Linked DNA regions of Homo sapiens: region 2 is linked to region 1. A link is an interaction called in ENCODE POLR2A ChIA-PET data of the cell type or tissue named here. Cell type or tissue: GM12878. All regions are shown on one strand.

What was found. ChIA-PET counts read pairs that join two places held together with the same protein. Peaks named below come from ENCODE experiments on the same cell type or tissue, not always from the same donor. Only the 100,000 strongest peaks of a DNase experiment are listed, where the experiment ranks them.
Region 2: POLR2A ChIA-PET joins it to region 1 with 6 read pairs; 4 of 35 experiments call an interaction of 5 or more read pairs at or near these places.

Annotation. Positions count from the first base shown.
Region 1 is chr12:111,759,823-111,762,322 of GRCh38, forward strand. No RefSeq gene overlaps it. Among named protein-coding and RNA genes, the nearest start is that of ALDH2, 5.9 kb to the right of the region's middle. RefSeq lists an enhancer at 1,842-2,377. In GM12878, no CTCF peak of the experiment used is centred here; DNase peaks (open chromatin) are centred at 1,546 and 2,108; H3K4me3 peaks cover 530 bases; H3K27ac peaks cover 832 bases.
Region 2 is chr12:111,585,496-111,587,995 of GRCh38, forward strand. All of the region lies in intron 1 of ATXN2 (ataxin 2), which reads right to left. Among named protein-coding and RNA genes, the nearest start is that of ATXN2, 13 kb to the right of the region's middle. In GM12878, no CTCF peak of the experiment used is centred here; no DNase peak of the experiment used is centred here.

The DNA.
Region 1 (2,500 bases):
GATTCAAATGGCCCAAATTCAAATGGGTTTAAATCCTGACTCTGTGACAGAGTAGCTGGGCAACCTTTGGAAATGTTCCTTCATCTTAGAGACTTAGATCTCTCGTTTTATTTATTTATTTATTTAAATTTTTTTTAAGAGACAGAGGTCTCACCATGTTGGCCAGGCTGGTCTCAAACTCCTGAGCTCAAGCAATCCTCCTACCTCAGCATCCCAAAGTGCTGGGATTATAAGCATGCGCCACCACACCCGGCCAGATTTCTCATTTGAAAAATGAGTAGACCAGTCCTTGCTTCCCAGAATCACCTGAGGATTAAATGGGATGATGTGTGGCTTACCATAAGCCACAGCACACACCAGCTGTTCGTGTGTGGCTGGAGTCAGGAGCGGGACCCGCTAAAGAGGAGGCGGCTGTGCTCACATTGGAGTGCAAGAATGTGGGGCCTCATCTGGGCTGAGGACTAGCCTGGACCACATAAGATGCCATGCTTCTCACACTCAACTAGCAAAGGAATGCCCCTGCGATCAGGTTAAAATGCAGAGCGTGGTGCGGTGGGCCTGCCTTCCTAACACACTTGCAGGTCATGCTCCTTGTTTTGGGACCCACTTTGAGAAGCGAGGGTGAGAAGGGCTTGACTTCCCTAACCTGATCCCCAGGGGAGGCAGAATGAGCAGACACCGCCTGGCTAGAATCATAAGAGCTACTGGGTATTTAGTACATACCAGGTGCCAAGAACTATCTGTATATTATTATTATTATTGTTTTTTGAGACAGAGTCTCACTCTGTTGTGCAGGCTGGAGTGCAGTGGTACGATCTCAGCTCACTGCAGCCTCTGCCTCCCGGGTTCAAGTGATTTTCCAGTCTCAGCTTCCTGAGTAGCTGGGACTACAGGCACGCACCACCACACCTGGCTAATTTTTGTAATTTTAGTAGAGACGGTTTCACCATGTTGGCCAGGCTTGTCTTGAACTCCTGACAGGTGATTGACCCACCTCAGCCTCCTAAAGTGCTGGGATTACAGGCATGGCCACTGCGCCTGGCCAGTTATTTTGAACCCTATAACAATTGGCAGATCCTTTTATTCTGCCCCTGCTAGAGATGAGGAGACAGAGGTTCAAAGGAATTGTGCAACTTGCTTAAGATCACACAGCTTGTCAGTGAATTCAAACCTAAATTCAGAAGATCCCAGAGCTCTTTCTACTCCATGGCATGGATCGTTAAGATCACCTCTGTGAGGTACTGGCCTCCTCACCTAGGAAAGGAGGAAGATGATGAGGCTCATGTCACCAAGGAGAGCGTGCTGTGCCCTCAAGAAGTGCATGAGCTTCTGATGCTTCCAGAATAATCTCCGGGATGCCCCCCCGACTGCCTCTTAGGGGGTCAGGCTCCATGATGGGGGTGTCTGCCCTGTGGCCCTGGCTGCCTGTGGAGTGTCAAGCCAGCTGTGTGTCCGAGAGAGAGAGAGATTGTGTGTGTGTGTGTGTGTGTGTGTGTGTATGTGTGTGTGTGTACATATGCAAACAAGGAGGGCAGAGCTGGGGCTCAGGGCTGACCATATTTTTCCTCCTACCTGTGAGGGCAGATGTCTTACTGTGTTTTGTTTTGTTTTGCTTTTGAGACGGAGTTTTGCTCTTGTTGCCCAGGCTGGAGTGCAATGGCATTATCTCAGCTCACCGCAACCTCCGCCTCTCGGGTTAAAGCGATTCTCCTTCCTCAGCCTCCCAAGTAGCTGAGATTACAGGCATGCACCACTACACCTGGCTAATTTTGTATTTTTAGTAGAGATGGGGTTTCTCCATGTTGGTCAGGCTGGTCTAGAACTCCCAACTTCAGATGATCCGCCCGCCTCGGCCTCAAAGTGTTGGATTATAGGCTGAGCCACTGCCCCCAGCCAGATGTCTTCCTGTTAAAATGGGGCTTTAAATTCCTCACCTAACATCATTGTTTGCAACAACAGCAACAAAGAGCTTCCATAGACAGAGTCAGTGTCCCAGAACGGGGACTAAACAACCAAACATCTAGAATCTCACCAGTCAGTGACCCTGAAGGAGACCTCAGTCACAACCTTTGTTGGAGAGCAAGTGGAACTAGGGTTTTTTAAAGCCTGAAAGCACATCAGTTGTGCCCTAACAATGAAAGGTTTCAGAGTAGTTGAAAGCTAGGAATTTGAATATCTTAGAGGAAGTTAAGTGGCTTGAGGTGCTTCCACCGAAGGTCTCAGCACCATGAGAATGCCTGTGCTTCTGCCGGCCCCATTCCTGCCAGTGAGCCCACAGACAAGGGGCGATGAAGAACCAGGAAACAGATGGAAAGAAACGTGGAAGAGAGGAAAGCCTCAGACTGTCAGGGTGAAATCTAGGTTGAGAGTTAAGTTTTAGTTCATTCTTTGGAGAGACTGAGCCACAAGGAGCCATAATTACAATAGCGTTTCAGCACATCCAGGTGATCTTGGTCTGCAGTATTTGGTTGAGGACTGTGTGAAAGCAGCTGAGGCCAAA
Region 2 (2,500 bases), 170 kb before region 1:
GAACAAGATTCTATGTCAAAAAAAAAAAGCCAGGTGCGGTGGCTCACGCCTGTGGTCCCGGCACTTTGGGAGGCTGAAGCAGGCGGATCACCTGAGGTCAGGAGTTCGAGACCAGCCTGGCCAAAATGGGGAAACCCCGTCTCTACTAAAAATACAAAAATTAACCCGGTGTGTGACCAATATCTGTACTCCCAGCTACTCAGGAGTCAGGCAGGAGAACTGCTTGAACCTGGGAGGCGGAACTACAGTGAGCAGAGATGGCGCCATTGCACTCCAGCCTGGGTGACAAGAGCAAAACTCCATCTCAAAAAAAAAAAAAAAAAAAAAAAAAAAAACCTCCCAGAATGGTATACTTGTTGAGCTCTTGTGTCTGTTTTTTAGTAGTTCCCATTTTAGTAGTTCCCAGGCTCTTTGCTTTGTTTTTTTGAGATAAGGTCTCATTTTAACGCCCAGGCTGGAGTGCAGTGGTGCAATCATGGCTCACCTCGACATCCAGACTTAAGTGAACCACCTGCCTCAGCCTCCCAAGTAGCTGAGACTACAGAAGTGCACGACCATGACTGGCTAAATTTTTTGTATTAATATTTTTTGTTGAGATGGGGTTTCCCTGTGTTGCCCAGGCTGGACTTGAACTCCTGGGCTCAGGTAATCTGCCTGCTTCAGCCTCCCAAAGTGTTGGGATTACAGGTGTGAGCCACCATGCCCAGCCACCAGTCTTCCAAACTTTTTTTTTTTTTTTGAGACAGAGTCTCACTCTGCTCTGTGGCCCAGGCTGGGGCACAGTGGCACAATCTGAGCTCACTGCAACCTTCACCTCCCGGGTTCAAGCGATTCTCCTGCCTCAGCCTCCCAAGTAGCTGGGATTACAGGCGCCCGCCCAGCCCCAAGTCTGGTTTTTTTTTTTTTTTTTTTTTTTTAGACGGAGTCTCCCTCTGTCGTCAGTGCAGTGGCCCGATCTCGGCTCACTGCAACCTCTGCCTCCCGGGTTCAAGCAATTCTCCTGCCTCAGCCTCCCGAGTAGCTGGGACTACAGGCACACATCACCACGCCCATTTAATTTTTTTGTATTTTTAGTAGAGATGGGGTTTCACCCTGTTGGCCAGAATGGTCTCAATCTCTTGACCTTGTAATCCGCCCTCCTCAACCTCCCAAAGTGCTGGGATTACAGGGGTGAGCCACCACGCCCGGCCCTTTTTCTGTTTTTCAGTAGAGACAGGGTTTCACCATGTTGGCCAGACTGGTCTCGAACTCCTGACCTCAAGTGATCCACCCTCCTTGGCCTCCCAAAGTGCTGGGATTACAAGCGTGAGCCACCGCACCCAGCTAAGTCTTTCAACTTTCTATCACGCTACTGTTATTTCTCATTGCTGTTAATATATCTGCCTCTGAAAACATTGCTTTTCTACTTGCTGCCAATATGTACATCAGAAAAGAAAGCTAGATAGAATCATGTGTAAAGTAAAAGTTCTCAAAGAGGCCATAAAGAACTCTCCAGACCAGAGGCTAAAGCAGGAGGACAGTTTAAGCCCAGAAGTTGGAGGCCAGCCTGGGCAACATAACAAGACCCCCATTTCTACCAAAAAAAAAAAAAAAAAAAAGAACTCCCCTTTCTAAAATCTGCTCAAGCTTCAGTGAAAAGACATTTAGTCTTCAATTCCTGATTTCGAAATGTGTTTCAGGAATGAAAATAGTTAACTGCACAAAGTCCACAGCAAATGTTTATAAACCCGAAAAGAAAAATGCAGTACTTGTTTCAAAACCCGCCCTTTATAAAAAACTAAAATTATAATCAAGATTAATTCCACTTAGAAAAATTATTAAGAATATTTTAACATGACTTTAAAAAGCAATATGAAAAACGTCAATGAAAAATATTTGACCTGGCCAGCCACGGTGCCTCACACATGTAATTAAAGCACTTTGGGAAAACTAGGTGGGTGGATCATTTGAATTTAAGAGTTTGAGACCAGCCTGGGCAACATGGCTAAACCCTGTCTCTACAAAATATACAAAAGCCAGGCATGGTGGCATACACCTGTAGTTCCAGCTACTCGGGAGACTGAGGTAGGAGGACTGCTTGAGCCCAGGATGTTGAGGCTGCAGTGAGCCATGACCATACCACTATACTCCAACCTGGCCAACAGGGTAAGACTCAGTCTCAAAAAAAAGGAAATTTAAAAAAAAACTGATCATTGGCAACACTGTTCAATAAAGCCTCTCAAGGCAATGGTTTCAGGAGACCAACATTCTAAAGTTCTGATACAGTTAATAAAAATAAACCACGTTCACTTATATTGCCGACAAGCCTCATACCACAACTAATGAGTTTTACAAAGACTTCATTATAGAATGAAATTTTATTACATTCCCAAAATGTAGTTAGCTATTAATCATGGCACGAAACTGACATTTTCGGGCTGGACACAGTGGCTCACACCTGTAACACCAGCATGTTAGGAGGCCTAAGTGGGGTGGATCACTCGAGGCCATGAGTTCAAGA